Linked DNA regions of Mus musculus: region 2 is linked to region 1. Evidence: chromatin loops called from intact Hi-C (ENCODE). Cell type or tissue: heart. All regions are shown on one strand. Each heading gives the region's core, and the rest is flanking DNA. Links, peaks and the distances in the headings are about the cores only.

Region 1 (8,125 bases), core at 2,129-7,128:
ACCAACCAAAGAGCATATATGGGCTGGACCTAGGCCCCCTGCACAATGTAGCAGATGTGCAGCTCAGTCTTCCGGTGGCTCCTCCAACCAGCATTTCTATTATTATTATTATTATTATTATTATTATTATTGCCATTATTATTATTATTATAGATATTTTCTTTATTTACATTTCAAATGCTATCTCGAAAGTTCCCTATATCCTCCCCGCACCCTGCTCCCCTAACCACCCACTCCCACTTTTTGGCCCTGGTGTTCCCCTGTACTGGGGCCTCTCTTCCCAATGGAGCTAAGACGAAAGGATGGACCATCCAGAGACTACCCCACCCGGGGATCCATCCCATAATCAGCCACCAAACCCAGACACTATTGCATTTGCCAACCAGCGTTTTCTTAAAACCATCAAAGAGCAAGAGGATGATTGCAGGATCCAGGAGCTGTCCACCCCCGTGGTGCTGATCTCTCAGGGCAACTCACAGGTTTCCAAACTTTCAGACTGCCTAGCAATTCCCAGGCAGTGGTTCTACGTAACTGGATCCCAGGACTGGGATAAGGACCTGGAGGCTCCGTTTCTGGAAATATCAGGTAAGTTTTACTTCCCCTGTTCAGTTCAGAGACAGGAATGAACAAACTCAGACATTTTTAGGAGTCAGTGCAAGCTTGGAGAAGCCATCATCTGTGGATGGGTTCAGTGCCTCATGGCCTAAAGCTCAGAGAGACCAATCACATATTCTTTTGCTTTAGAAACCAGGTTGCAAACAAAGAAAAAATAAAGAAAAAAAAAGCAGGCTTCCCTTCTACAAGTAGGTGAAATGGATTTCTAAGACAAGGTGCAACCTCTCCATAGTTTCTGGCTAGGTCTGCATGTAAGCCAAGCAGAGAAAAGCAGCCCCTCATCTTGGCCAGACAGGCTCTAGTTGGATGGTGATTTCTTTCCTCTATAGGTGAATTGGGGTATAGGAAACAGAGTCCTGTCCTGGAAGAAGATATGTTAGCTCATCTCTGACCTACCCAGGCTTTTTGAAAGTCCTTGGGCAAGCTGCTTCATGACATAACTCCCTCCAACACCCAGTATATACACAGGGTGGTAAACACTGTTCCATGAAACTTAAGTGGGGAAATGAAGCAGGGTGTTCAGCAGACACTAATTATCATAGTTGGGAAGAGAGTAGAAGAGAGCAGAGTGGGAATGGCTGTTAGTATGACTAGGAGAGACTTGGGATTGAATATGATATCATAACAGAGCCAGAGTCATCACATAAGTGGGCCTGGGTCTCCTTCATTCCCTTCCCCCATTAGCTCTGGTCTTTGTGTACAGTGCCTAGCCTCTCTGAACCTCTGTTACCTCATCTGCCTGTAGCAGAAGCACCTCAGATATACTGCAAAGATTAAATGAGATAAGGCAAGCAGAGTGTCTGGATCCTGAAGAGGCTCAGATGAATATTGCCTTGCATTCTGAATTCCATCAGACAGCACAGCCTTGCTTCTTTTGGAAGATTACCAAGCACAGCTATTGGACAGTGAGATTTTTCTCCCCTCTTTCTGAGTTTATCACCTTCCATAGCCAGGTTGTGTGATCTGGGGCCATCACAAAGACTTGAAAATAGCAAAGGTTCGGGGGGCCCATTAGTGATGCAGTGCTTCTCTTTGATAATGAGCAAATGAGCCTGGCGTGCAAATGCATGCTTATGATTCCAACATTAAGGAGGCAGAAGCAGGAGGGTCAGAAGTTCAAGGTCATCCATCCTTAGCTATATAGCAAGTTTGAGGCCAGCCTTGGCTAATTAAGATATTGTTTCAAAAGCCACATTTTGTTTTTGTTCAACTGAGCCACAGACTCTTTGACCTATTGGGAAAACAGAATGTGCAGTTTACCCAGCATGAGGGTTGACCAGAGTGTAAACAAACAGCCTTCTTGGAGAGAGCCCACTAGTCTAACATGCTAGTTGTAGTAGAGAGAGTACCAAACATCGATCTAGTCCTTGGCCAGTCTTTCAGGAGGTAGTCTGCCACTCTGTGCCATATGTCTTTCTGCAAAGAGTTAATGGACTCCCTGGGGTCTCAATGCCCTAATCTTGGTGATGAGACCATCTCTTGCTGGCCTCTGGTATACCGCAGTGCTACTGTGACCACTTTAAATGCCAGTTGAGCAAATGCTTTGAAAATGAAAACTAGCTGTTAGGCCCAGGTCAGGAGGTTGAGAGGCTGGCTGGATGCTCCAAGCTATGCAAGCCATCAATTCAATAGGCCTTATATTTTTGTGACTGCCATGGGGCTGGTACCTCCATCTGTGTCTCCCACCTTCCTGAAGGTCCACTTCCTGCTACAGAGTCACAGTTCTTCAGATCTCTAGGCTCAGATCCATAGGCATTTCCCCAGATACTTCGTTTCCTATGGAGTGTTCAGAATCGTGTCCCTCTCTCCTTAGCTTATAAAAACCCGGAACCCCTGCTCCTCACCCAAATAGCCACTGAAGTTCCAAATGGACCCACTGGTGCCATTCGATTTCTTGTTTAATTTATAGCATTTCATCACTCTCTAAAGGCAACTGTGAAAGGGACCACCACTGTGAGCAACCTGTTAGTGTGTGTGTATGTGTGTGTCTATATGTGTGTGTGTCTTTGTGTGTGTATGTGTGTGTGTGTCTGTGTGTGTGTGTGTGTGTGTGTGAGTGAGTCTGTATGTGTGTGTGTCTGTGTGTGTGTGTCTGTGTCTGTGTGTGTGTGAGTGAGTCTGTGTGTGTGTCTGTGTGTGTGTGTGTGTGTGTGTGTGTGTGTGTGTGTGTGTGTGTGTGTGCATGTCCATGCATTACATTACTAGATGTGGCTCTCTAACCAATTCAACTTGATCACCTACTGTGGCTGAAAGTGACCTTGAGCAAACGTTTACCTGTTCTGGAAATATTCTTTCACGTGCCAGAATATGTACGCCGGGGAGTTCCTGCAAGGATTGACAAAGCATTCCTCTGCCCTGTGTAGTCCTGTTGTTGAGCTTCCCTAGGGAGCACAGTTACAGCATTTTATGAGTCATGTTAATACTGCCATCAACATTCCATCACCACTGACTTCCCTCTGGCTTGAAAGAGCACTCTCTGAAGAGCCACCATGTGGTTCTCTGGAAGGCATACTCAGGACCTTGCAGCCCCTGGCTGAGTGGGCTGGATTCTCAGATTCTCTTCTGGAGGATCATCATAGACTAGTATCAGGTCCCAGACAGAGCTATGGTTGTGACCTCATTATGAGTGTGTAAGGCTATGTTAGACCCGAACTCTGAAGCCTGACCTGGCTAAGGCCAACAAGGCTGGGGACCTGGTTGCCATGGAGATCAGCCCTCCTACAATCCCACTGGGAGCAGAAAATTTTGTTTAAATAAGCAGGAGAAAATGAGCCTTGGTTCCTCAGCAAACTGAGTTATAATATTCTGAATTTCTATTCTGGCATTTTAACCTTTCAATGTTGCCCTTAGGAATTCAGAGAACAAATGATCTTCAATATGCTGAGTGTGTGAGGTGAGGTGGCTGGGGGGAGGGAGGGAGGGAGGGAGGGAGATACACACACACACACACACACACACAGAGAGAGAGAGAAAGAGAGAGAGAGAACACACACACACACACACAGAGAGAGAGAGAGAGAGAGAGAGAGAGAGAGAGAGAACTGAAATACTGATTTCTTACTGTTGGCCCAGTTACCTGGTTATCAACATCATTTGATGCAGAGAAGTCGAGGTTCTTTTAAGTTATAGAACAAAGGCATCTCATTGAAAGGGTGACTGAGGAGCTCTGAAGCTCACAGTAAAAGCCAGCCTGTGGAGCTGGGTATGCTGGCTTCATCCCTCGCCAGTTGTGTCACTTAACGTCTCTGTCTGTTCTCTGCTGTCTTTATCTCCGAAATACCAGCTGTAGTTAACTCTTTCTCTTGTCATTTTTGCAAGAATTAAATCAGATGTGATGTTTGGACAGGTTTTGGCAACTTGTATGCCATGAATTAATGCATTGTAGCCTGTGCTTCCTACAAACACTGGTGGTCCTTTTGTGAGGCCAGAGCATTAGGCCACTGATGGTGGATGTGTCCAGGGCATGGTTAGCATCATCTGTCTAGCCTGACCACTTCTGAGCATCATTTGTAGAGCTAGTAAATGAGGCAAACCTGACTTAGAAACCCCAGGAATCTGAATTTAAACAGCACAGGAAGTCATTCTATAGAACATTATAATGTAAGAATCAAGGATCCACTGGTGTGTCCCAAAACATACTGGTTTACTCCAGAAGCAATCCCTAAACATCCATCTCATCCCAGGGGAGAGGCTTATCAAGACAGTCTGTGGAAGCAGGGAGACACATGGGTGAACAGCCCACATTGTTGTTGTCATCAACCAAGCAAGAGATGAAGATGCACAGCCAACCTGAGTTCTGTAGGCCCCATGAGGAGACCAAGGGCTGAGAAGGATGACAGCATTCTGCTTGCTTTTCTCTTCCCTGAGAGGCAAAACCACTTCCACACAGTATCAACGCAGCTCTAAAAAACAGATAAGGAAGCCAAGACTCGGGGAAGATGGGTGTTTGGCTCAGGGTCTTGTGAGGTCAGTGAGTGATGTGCTGGTAACTGCTTAACCACGGGCTCAGATTGCGGGTGGGGCGGGCTGAGCTGTGACATTTGTTTGTTTCTGTGGTATAAATGCCCTTAGAGTGTCAGGTTTCTATTACCAATGTGCTGCCTCTTAAGGGGGGTTGCAGAAGGGTTCCCAGGCACCCTTGGAAGCTGGTAAGAAGTGGTCCTGTCCTGGGCACTCTTGGGTATATTCATTATAGTGGTGCTTAGCATCTGTCAAGGTGTAGAAGAGAAAGGCCATTGTTCTCTCTGACTTGCAGGTGCTTTAGATTAACCCCCTCCATCCTTGAATCTATGTGAGGGAAGATAATTAGTGTGATGGGGGAGACACAACAGCTCCCTTAGGGAAACTGTCTATATTTGGTTTCTTTCAGACTGAGGTCTGGCTATGTACAGTCATCACTGGCCATCTCACCAGGCTCTGAAATACAGTGTAGGTGGTCACTGGAGGAGGTAGCATCCCATAGAAAGGCAAGAGACTGAGGAAGCTCTGAAAGTTGTCACCTGTCTGTCCACCAAGCACCTTTGAAACTACGGAGTCTGGACTAGGGATAGAAGAGACACAGTTCCCACATGTTTACCTGAGGGGAGGCTGAGACCCTTTATGTCCCAAACTCTGATGATCTGGATCAAACAGAGACATCCGCTATCCTCCCATTCTCTGAACAGTTCATCCACATGCCTAATAAGCTTATACTCGCTGGCTCGCCACACCCAGAATGGACAGGACAGCAGCTGGCCCAGGACACAATGAGTGTCCAGAACCAGCTACACCAGGACTACTTCTGATGACCATGGACAGAGTGTGTTCTTGACTGATGGCATGCCCAAGGGATGTCCCGGTGAGCCTCAAGTGACCTTGCACCATATCTGAGAGTGTAGCTGAATGACTAGAGAGTGAAGAGACGAAGCTCTGGAGACTCAGTGTCCAGCAGTACAGCAACTGCCTGCAGATAGATGAGGGGAGATCTCAGGAGATCTCTGGCCATAATGCAAGACAGAACTGTGAATTCTATCCCAGCTCAGCAGAAGCCTAGCCAAGCTCCCCAGTTCATCTTAGATAACAGCAGCAATCCTAGATGCTGGGCAGCTATGGGGCAGGTGGACTGGGTCAAGGTCTGGTCACCTAGGCAGGGACAAGCAGCACTGGGACATGAGGGTGCCCAGACATTCTTCCCTTTTCCTAGATTTCTTGACTCAGCCTGTCTCCAGCTCATATAGGGGAGGATAGAAAGGAAGGGGAGGAGGGGAGCCACTGGGAGCCAGCCATTCTGCAAGGGAGCCGGTAGGGCTCCTTCCCTCCAAGTGTGTGTGTGTGTGTATGTGTGTGTGTGTGTGTGTGTGTGTGAGAGAGAGAGAGAGAGAGAGAGAGAGAGAGAGAGAGAGAATCGGTGGGATTTCCTTCTCAGAAGCAGCCAGTTTCCTAAGAGAAAAAAGAGAGAAAGGAGAAAGAAAGGGAGGAGAAAATTGGAGGTGGGAGAGACAGAAGGGGGAGGGGGCAGAAAGTGAGAGCACACAGGAGACTGAGCACAGAGGCAGAGAGAGGGAGACAGAGAGAAAGCCACAAAGCAGAAGGGTGTGCGGAGCAGAGCCAGAGCTGAGAGGGACCCAGTAAGGGCGGGTGCAGGCAGACGCAAAGCCAGTGACCACAGGAGACTGCGACCCCGGATTCCAGGGCACTTCAGGAGGTCAGAGGAGCACAGGCCAAGAGGTGGTGCGGGACTGGGAGTGAACACTCGCCTAGGTGATCGCCGGTGAGGTGACCCCAGACTCCGAGTGGTTCCGTGCCCAGGTGCTCGCCTGGGAGGTGGCGCGGGGCTCCGGGAGGCTGCGTGCCTAGGTGCTGGCCCAGGGGGTGGCGCGGGCTTCTGGGTTGGTGGATGCCCTCTGGGTAGCCATGGCGACAAGGGCCAGGGGTCGCTGGGCTGCCGTGTCGCCTAGGGGCTGAGTCGACAGCAGGCTGCGCCATGGCGGCGCGGGGTTGCGGGCCCTGAGCGCCAGCGGCGGGCGCGCACCATGAACTCGTGGGACGCGGGCCTGGCGGGGCTGCTGGTGGGCACTATCGGCGTGTCGCTGCTGTCCAACGGGCTGGTGCTGCTCTGCCTCCTGCACAGCGCTGACATCCGCCGCCAGGCGCCGGCGCTCTTCACTCTCAACCTCACGTGTGGCAACCTGCTGTGTACCGTGGTCAACATGCCACTAACACTGGCCGGCGTCGTGGCACAACGGCAGCCGGCCGGGGACCGCCTGTGCCGCCTGGCCGCCTTCCTCGACACCTTTCTGGCCGCCAACTCCATGCTCAGCATGGCCGCGCTCAGCATCGACCGCTGGGTGGCTGTGGTCTTTCCGCTGAGCTACCGTGCCAAGATGCGCCTCCGAGATGCCGCCTTCATGGTGGCCTACACGTGGCTGCACGCGCTCACCTTCCCGGCCACCGCGCTCGCCCTGTCCTGGCTCGGCTTCCACCAGCTATATGCCTCGTGCACACTGTGCAGCCGGCGGCCGGACGAGCGCCTGCGCTTTGCTGTCTTCACCAGCGCCTTCCATGCGCTCAGCTTCCTGCTCTCCTTCATCGTGCTCTGCTTCACGTACCTCAAGGTGCTCAAGGTGGCCCGCTTCCACTGCAAGCGCATCGACGTGATCACCATGCAGACGCTTGTGCTGTTGGTGGACATACACCCCAGGTGAGTGCCCTGACCCAAGACTCTGAGCACTTGGTATTGAGTTAGGAAGGTCCCAGCATCCCGGGAGATCCCCTTTCTGCATCAATGGCATTAAGCACGGGTGGAATAGCAGATCCTGTTTAAACGGGTGCCTAGAGCTTCACTTTCTGAAACATGGGACTGAAACCCCAGCCAGAACATCTTGTTACCCTTATACTCTGGGCAGTGAACTCTGTTCACTTTTCGAAGCTTGAAAGTGGTTTGGATCTGAGAGGGGTATCTAGAGGATTGGAAAACCCTTAAGAACTCTTCAAATGGTGGGTGTTATTCCTCTGGGTCTTTGCAGTCCTGGGTGTGGTGCCACCTGGATCTCCTCGCATGAGTCCTCATTAAACAGAATCCATAGCACCTTCTCCCAGTGATGAGCTCTGAGGGCCCCAGTTCTTCTTGCCTTCCTAGAAGGTTCAGTCCATCGTTTTCTAGACTTGGAACCTCAAGGTCCCTTAAAGAATTTGTATCTCAGGTTTCTGAAACCAAGCCTGCCCACCACTTCCATTCTGTTGACTTGCTATTTCTTTGGAGAAGAAGGAGGGAGGCAAATGGAAAGATGGACTGGGAACCTCCGTGGTCCTTAGTGTTCCTTAGGGAGAAGAGGAGGAAACTGTCAATCGGGCTGTTCTGAGCTCACCTCATCTTTCCTCTTGAGACTAGGACATCAAGAGGGAGGGTGCTTCTGTGGCCTCTGCCAGTTTATATACATTAAAAGCAGACTCCCTCTCTGCTGCCTGGGACTTAGGAGTCCACTTGACACAGAAGATACAGCACACAGGGAGCAATAGTGATGGACAGTTA
Region 2 (8,125 bases), core at 1,202-6,201, 240 kb after region 1:
TGTGAGCTCACCCAGGGTGGCCTTGTCCCTGGTGTGAGATGATGTTCAGGCTGCCCCTACTGGAAGGAGCAGAGCAGAAGTTGAAGCCAGAAGGGGACCATGAGTTCAGCTCTGGGGAAATTGAGGCTGAGAGCCAAGGCCTAAGGCAGCTAGGCACATCTCAGAGCCAGGGTCTGCATGGGGTAGGATGGTGGTGGATTATTGTTGAGAATGCTCGCAGAACATCCATATGGTATTCAGCCCTCTCATCTCTAGCCATGTCTTCCCTGGGCCACCATTGCCTGCTTACACCTGGCCCATGTGAACCTACACACACTACACACACACACACACACACACGCACATGCACACATGTACACATGCACACACATGTCTTTGTTAAAGATTCTACAAGTCGAATTGACTGATTAAAGAACTGTGGCTGTGCAGAACGGGAATGCTGCCGATCCAGAACCGGAATTATCTTGATTGATCTTCAGTCCCCTTAATTCACTGTCCACCTCTGTGTCTGACCTAAAATCATTTGACCGTCAGGTAAAGCCTTCTAGATGTATTAACTTAGCTTTCCACAGACCCTGCAGGAAGAACTAGACTCTTTGAAAATACAGCAAACTCGGGCTTGAGAGTTTAGACCAAGAGCCTGGGGGATGGGATCCTAATAACAACTCAGGGTGACTGGGAAGGACCTGGGGGGAAGCCAAACTCTTCTTTTTATTATTATGTGAAATCGCTAAATTAAAAAAACCTTTTTGATCTATATTGGGTTCCTGGATCCTGTGCTGTTTTAGGTTTAAATGGGAAACAGAGCACAGCACAGCAGAACGAGTATTAGGCGCCCAGAGAAAGCCAGTGAGCAGGCAGGCGGAGCCCAGGCTGGGTGGTGGGACTCTGCCATGCTCATCACGAGCCCCTCAAACAGCGAGCTGTGCACAGAGCAGGGAAGGGGACTGCCAGACTTTCTGCGAGGGGCCAGGGCTCCAGAGCCTCTTTATCACCTGCTCCTTTCCTTTCCATTCCATCCCCGTGAGCCCAGTGAGTCTTCCCTTTTAATAGTTTTGAATACCCACCAATTTCAGGGGCGGGCAGTGATGTTGAATTGAAGGGTGTAATAATGGATACACTGGTTAAATGCAAAGAATGGATCATTAGAAATGCTCAGGTCTCTGCCATTAAAACAGTGTCACCTCAATTTCCTCTTTTAAATTTGATTGTATTCATTATTATTGTTTTTGTTATTACTATAGGTTGTGTATATGCATACACACACACACACACACACACACACACACACACACACACACACACCGCATGTGGAGAAGACAGTTTTGTGAGCAGATTCGCTCCTTCCACCTTTATGTGGGTTCCAGAAATCAAAGTCAGGTCATCGGCGTTACAAAGCAAGTTATCTTTACCTGCTGTGCCATCTCTCTGGCACAGAGGTGGCAACTGCTTCTTACTGGACACCTGCAGTGTAACAGTCACACACATAGTGCCTTGATTTGCCAACTGGGTCCTCCAGCCTGGGCCCAGGTCCCCCAACCTGGCTCTTTCCATCTTAAGTGGCACCTCCCAAGCTCACTCCTCTTTGTTCCTGCGCAGAGGTCCTGAAAGTCATCCTCCAGTCCCGCACAGCCCTCCCCACATTTGGATCAGCCAGAACATGAGAAATGCTGTTGCAAGAAGAGAACCCACCATCACCACCATCACCACGACAGCAGGATCTGCACAGCTTGAATCATGAGCATCAAGGACGAGAGCAAAGTCAGGTCTCTAGAAGAACCTGAAGTAGGACCAAGGGACCCAAGAAGCCTTTCATTCCCTCTGTGTATCTACATCACTGTCCACCAGGAGTGGTCACAGTGACATCACAGCTGATTCTTTCACAGCCATGAGGCCCGTGAAGTAGGCTTCATTTCCCAAGTGAGACATAGAGTGGATAGTTGGCTTGCCCAGGCTTACAAGATCTGTCAATCAAGGAGCTGAACCAAACTGGCTGGTACCATGTCACTCTGATTGTCCTCAGACAGTTAAGTGTCCCCAGTTCTGGACCAATCAGAGTAGGCCGGAGGTGGAGAAACGGGCCAGCCGTTGAAAGTCAGCACAGGAGAGAAAGCTTTTTCTAGGGAACATGCTCCCATTGTTCCTGAGTTCCTGTGGGGAAGCCACCTTCCCCAGGAGGAGATTCTCTTCCCATCCTGAGGCCACTCTCTCTCTCACTTGGGGACAATGCCTACACAGACTTCTCACATGGGGAGATGCTACTTACCGGCTTGGAGTGTTACCCCAGTCAGTGCACAAGGCTAGATGTGAAGGCCACACAGTACGCATGAATGAATAAGTTAGTGAATGAATGAATGAATGAATGAGAATGAATGAATGAGTGAACACTTTCTGTACGTCTCCTTCCTCATGTTTACCTTTAAATTCTCTCAGCAGAACACCCTGGATGGGGGTCAAAGGTAGAGACCGTAAAATGAGAAGTAGCTAGCAGCTGCTGATTTGGGGCAATTTGGATGTTTGGCTTCTAAACCATACACATGTCCTCAAATAAGTAAAGAATCCAGTGAATTAGAAACTGAGAGGGGAGGACAGGGTCCTGGCCACATTCTTCAGAAGGACACTGGACAAGTGTCTGCCATGATTCTCCTGAGGATTCTGTGTGAGCTTGCTCAACTCCAGGAGATATTATACTCCATACCTGACATGAATTCTTTGTTTGTTTGTTTGTTTTTGTTTTTGTTTTTGTTTTTGCATTTTTGAGACAGGGTTTCTCTGTGTAGCCCTGGCTGTCCTGGAACTCACAGAGCCCAGGCTGGCCTCAAACTCAGAAATCCACCTGCCTCTGCCTCCCGAGTGCTGGGATTAAAGGCGTGCGCCACCACGCCCAGCCTGACATGAATTCTTGCCCTGTTCTCTTCTGCTATCCTGAGAGAAGAAGCCTCAGCCAGCCCCACAAAGCAAGCCATGATTCAAGCACAGCTTCCCCACAGTTCTTTACAGGGAACTTAGTGCTCCCTGAGCCCCTCCGTGGAAAGCAGGGAGTCCCATCCACTCTCCAGGCTCCAGAGCACATCCCGCTCTCCTGTCCTAGAACAGTGAAGTAAGACACTAAGAGAGCCTCTGGGTAATTCCTTCTTCTTCCTCCTCCTCCTCCCTCCCTCCCTCCATCCCTCTCTCCCTCCCAACTCCCCCTCTCTATCCCCCTCTCCCTCTCTCCCTCCCTCCCATTTTTATGAGGCAAACCAGATGGAGAGGAGAAAACTCAAAAAGAAATGCTTGAAGAATAATGACGTTTTTGTTGTTTAAAAAAAAAAAAAAGCATGCTCATTAAAAACAAATCCAAGACATAAAAAGAACAAAAAGATCCCTTCGAAGTTAAGAGGGAAGAGCATAAAAATAATAAGAACTTGAAAAGTTCTATTTTGGAATGGCCATGTGTCCCAGGTTTGACTTCCTGCTTTGAAAACTAGTCTTTGCCACCTGCCCCTCCTCCCTCTGGTGGCCCTGTCCCTCACAGGTCAGGTTAGTAATCTGACACTTCATGAAATGAGTTGGTGAATGTGAATTCCAGAGCACAGTAGACTGTGTGCCCACTGACTGTCCTTAGCAAGCAGCCTTGTTCCTGACAGTAAATTCAGACTCCTCACCAATGGATGGAAAGGGCTCTGGGGAAGTCTGTCTCAGACACCCCAGGCCTGAACACATCTGCAGACTTTGCAGCCCAGGGACAGCTGGTTCACATTTCCTCCTTCCCTTCACTGGAGGCTGTGGTTGTCACACTCTGTCTTTCCTAATGTGATCTGCTCGTTTACCTGTCTTTTATCTTCTACTGTCTCCCTGCCCCCTTTATTTCCTAATTTCTCCTGGCTCTTATATATATATGATTCAAAAGGTTATCCTATTTTGAGTCTCCAAGAACCCTGCTATTGTTTCAAAAGCCCTTTAATTCCTTATGCCTGCTCCTAAGTTGCCTTTGCTCTCTGCACTGTACCCCCACTCCTGAAGTGTGCCTCAGACCACCTATCACACAAACATCCCATGGGCTTTGGCTGTTGCTCACAGTCAGGAGGGATGCTAAAAGTCTACTGTGTCTATCAAGATTCTGGGGTGGCAGAGCAATCTCTTGGGACTTTTGCCTCAAGGGACTTGGAACAACCAGCAGCTGAGGGTCTTGCTCTCAGGCTAATGACTGTTGTACAGAGATGACTTCCACGTTCCTACCTTGAAGGACTTCATATTCTGATAGCAACAGAAAAGAGCTGTGATCTGGATATGTGAAGTCCCACCCTGCCTGGCCCTGCCTGGCCCTGCCTGGCCCTCACCAGCCCCAGCTATACAGCATCTTGAGGCTGGAAGTCCCTTTACCAGGTCTCCTGAGGAAATAGAGGTCTGGGCTTCTGTAGGGCTGCAGGGAACAGACACTTCAAAGAGAAGCAAGGTAGCCTGGGTCTGGCTGTTCTCTTGACAGGATCTCAACCTAACTGCATAGCTCTGCTTTCTGATGGCTTCCTCTCCACCACTAATTGCACTAATTGTTCACCCACATTTCTTTTTTTTCCTTTCCTTTCCTTTCCTTTCCTTTCCTTTCCTTTTCTTTTCTTTCTTTTTTCTTTTCTTCCTTCCTTCCTTCCTTCCTTCCTTCCTTTCTTCCTTCCTTCCTTCCTTTCTTCCTTCCTTCCTTCCTTCCTTCCTTCCTTTCTCTCTCTCTCTCTCTCTCTCTCTCTCTCTCTCTCTCTCTCTCTCTCTTTCTTTCTTTCTTCCTTTCTTTCTTCCTTTCTTTCTGTTTGTTTGTTTCGAGACAGGGTTTCTCTGTATAGTCCTGGCTGTCCTGGAGCTCATTCTATAGACCAGGCTGGCCTTGAACTCAGAAATCTGCCTGCCTCTGCCTCCCAAGTGGTGGGATTAAAGGCGGGCACCACCACCACCCGGCTCACCCAAATTTCTGTGATCTGAATGTATATGCTTTTTCCACCTCAAATTTGCATGCTAGAACTCATTGCTCAGTGTGAGAGTCTTAGTATATGTCTTAGTATTTATCCCAGTACTTGAGAGGCAGAGGCAGACAAAGATGGACTTCTGTGAGTTCAAGGCCAGCCTGGTATACAGAGCTAATTCTAAGACAGCCAGGGTAATATACACAGAGAAACCCTGTCTTGAAAAAAATATAGCTCCATCCGTGGCATTAAGTTACAGCATTGGAAAACTCCAACACTCTCATGAGTCTACCTGCTCCCAAATGCCCTGTCTGTTGTATGCTCTTTGCCCCAAGGTGTGTACTCTCTTTAATCCCCTTTGCTATCTCTTTGACAGGATTTGGGTGGGAGTTCAGGTAAATTTACCCGTTCAACCTCACTTAGCTTCCAAGGTGCACATAATAATCAAAGCTGACCACACCTGCCCAACCCCAGCATCCTGCCATTGTCAACACTAGCCTTGTCTAAATACTCTAACTTGCAACTTCACATCATGGTGGCCTCACCTACCCAGAGAGCCACAGACCCCAAGCAAGCTTATGAAAGTAGACCATGTTATTTGTAACTTAGTACTTCCCCGTTGCCATGACAACAGACTTGACCAAAGCAACTTCAGGAAGAGAGGAAGGAAGAGTTTGCTTTGGATCATGGTGAATGTCTACCCCAGTAGGAGGGCAAGAGAATGAGGCGTATGGTGTCTGCAGCGCAGCTGGCTTCTCCTTTCTCCCTTTTAACTCAGTCCAGGACCCCATCCTAGGGCATAGTTTGTTGGGTGCAGATCTAGGTTTCACCTCCATAACCACACGGACCACTTCCTTATAGTAAATCTCTTTCTCTACATATGAATCTTTTTCTCTAATAGAAACCTCTCTCCATGAATATATACATGTTTACATATATGAGCCATTAAATATTTCATATGTGTGTATCAGCAATTAAACAGAGAATACAGGGAACCAATATAAGCCTTTACTGGTTGTGTTTCTCTGGAGAAACCAGACTCCAAAGCCATTTGGACAAGGAACTTTCAAAGCTCTAGGAACTGGTTCACCAACTAAGGGGAAAAGCACACAGTAGCTAAGAAATCGCCACCTCAGAGTATGCCTCTTTGGCAAAAGGATTCTTTTGAGTTGATTATTTTAAGACTTCCTGAAAACAGTGTAGAATTCGCTCTCCGGTTAGAGAAATTCCCTCCAGAAAACCCTGTGCTTGGGAGAAAGGAGGCCTACGTCTCAGCAGGCTTGTCTATGGTATCCTTTCCGGGTTCCTGCCCCAGACCCTTCTAACTTTTTTCAAGGGACAATAGCATCTACGTCAGAACTCTTAGCTGCCTCTTTGAGACTTGCAACTCTCTCCGGGCATTTCCCATTTGTGAATCAGATACACATGTTTTTAAACTCCTGCTTGCTTCTCTCTTGCTAACCTGTCATTGGTTCCAAGGATCTCTCCAAAGAACAATGGAAGATCCAGAGAATAGTACCTTTCCTGCCTGCAGGCCCAAGCTCTGAGTTGGCCTTTGTACTTGTTGACCCAAGGAGAAGAGCGTGGCTGGAGAACAGTCAGAGAGAGGTGACTGCAGAGTGGCAGAGGGGTCTGCCATCAGTGTCGTGGGCTATTTTCTGATCTCCGTTATATTTAGGAGGAAGGACTGTCTCTGTGCCCCAAAGCCTTCACATGGACTGTACAGCTTTCCACCTCACAGCATCATCAAACCTGCTGCCCGCCACCGAAGTCAAGGACGCAGAAGGGAAGGCTATGAGCTCTCCTGATCTTTTTGTCTTCCAAGGAAGGGGTCCAGTTGAGTCTTGGTTTCTTGCTGTCGAGCCTTTCCTGTCTTCCCAAGGGCAAAACTGCTCAGGTTGAGTCTCCACTATTACCAACAACATTCCCCGTGTTAACAGCATATATTCCAGTCGGAGAACTCAGCGGTGATGTAAACAGTGGTCTCCTTGGCCTTTTGGATCTCAGAAAGCAGAGATTCTAAGTTTAAGTTACTTTGGGGACCCAGATTGCATTAGCCAAAGCCAGCAGAGCCGTAAAAATACCATCTTAGCGTCATCTCAGTAGAAAGCATATTCCTCTAAGTTGAATAAACTTAGCTTATGAAAAACTCATTACATTTCCTTTATGTTCCACATTTAACCTCAGACCAGGGAATGCTTGACTCATTCCTCATGTTTTCCACACAGACCAATGTTTAGAAATTACTTCTCTAAAGTGCATAATGAGAAAAAATTTTTCTGAGATACCATTATGTTAACTTACAAGCAAGTCAATGCCCTACATGTTGGAGGGGCACAAGAAGAGGGATGAGATTTGCAGGCCCAATGCCTGCTGCTTGGACAGTGAACCCCCATCTCACCCCAGCCTTTGATGCCAGCAGTGCTGTTTTTTTTTTTTTTTTTTTTTTGCTCTGATACCCAAGCTCATTCTTCTATGTAGTATCTAGACTACAAGAGTCATTTCTCTTGGTGACAAAGCTGTGGCATGGGCTCGGCTATTCTTCTCGTCACCCCAACCAAGACCAGGGGATGTCCGGCTTGAGGTAGTTAGGAAATAGAGGGAATGTGAAAGGGTGAAGGGCCTCCCTCATTCTTCTGACTTGATTTCCATCCTCAGCTGGCTGACATCTAGTTTTTGTGGTAACTGACCAGACAGCCTGCAAAGGCACTGCATTCTCTTTCCAAGAACTACTATAAAGGACACCGTTAAGAACAGCCTACAGGCCATCCTTAGGTCCACCCTCCTTGTGACTTATGTATAACTACAGATACCCCTGACCATGGTTTTTTGGGGGGAGGGGTTTGCTAGCTCTCCTGCTTCACCCTACATCTTCACAGTGTCCCCCAAAGTCATTCCTCCTCAAGGACAAAATCCTGCTTAGGAGAATAAAAGAAATGTACAACGCATCCTTTCCCTAATAGCTAAGCTCGGAGGCAGACCAAGGAGTTTCAAAGCCCCCAGATCATGTGTACAGGGACTGCTGGGGTGCTTGCATGTGTGCCTCCCCTAACCCGGGCACTTGACTTCTTTAAGTGTATCTTGTCTTCCTGCTTGATCAATAAACTCACTCTGCTCAACTTGGACTCCTCCTAAAGTTATTTTCTGTGAAGGATGTCAAAGACCTGGGTGTGCTCCCGGGGACTCCGGAG

Evidence for each region. A loop is a pair of places that touch in the nucleus more often than their neighbours do. Peaks named below come from ENCODE experiments on the same cell type or tissue, not always from the same donor. Only the 100,000 strongest peaks of a DNase experiment are listed, where the experiment ranks them.
Region 2: it touches region 1 in a loop (2.4-fold over the local background); 8 of 42 quality-filtered maps call a loop at or near these places.

The regions. Positions count from the first base shown.
Region 1 is chr7:131,960,302-131,968,426 of GRCm38, forward strand. Gpr26 (G protein-coupled receptor 26) reads left to right here and starts at 6,159. Exons shown (of 3, transcript NM_173410.3): 1 at 6,159-7,294. The coding sequence starts at 6,627. Gm34725 (a long non-coding RNA gene) reads right to left here and starts at 3,436. Exons shown (of 3, transcript XR_378540.1): 1 at 2,890-3,436. In heart, for the core only: no CTCF peak of the experiment used is centred there; no DNase peak of the experiment used is centred there; H3K4me3 peaks cover 914 bases; H3K27me3 peaks cover 3,167 bases.
Region 2 is chr7:132,200,686-132,208,810 of GRCm38, forward strand. No RefSeq gene overlaps it. Among named protein-coding and RNA genes, the nearest start is that of Cpxm2, 50 kb to the left of the region's middle. In heart, for the core only: no CTCF peak of the experiment used is centred there; no DNase peak of the experiment used is centred there.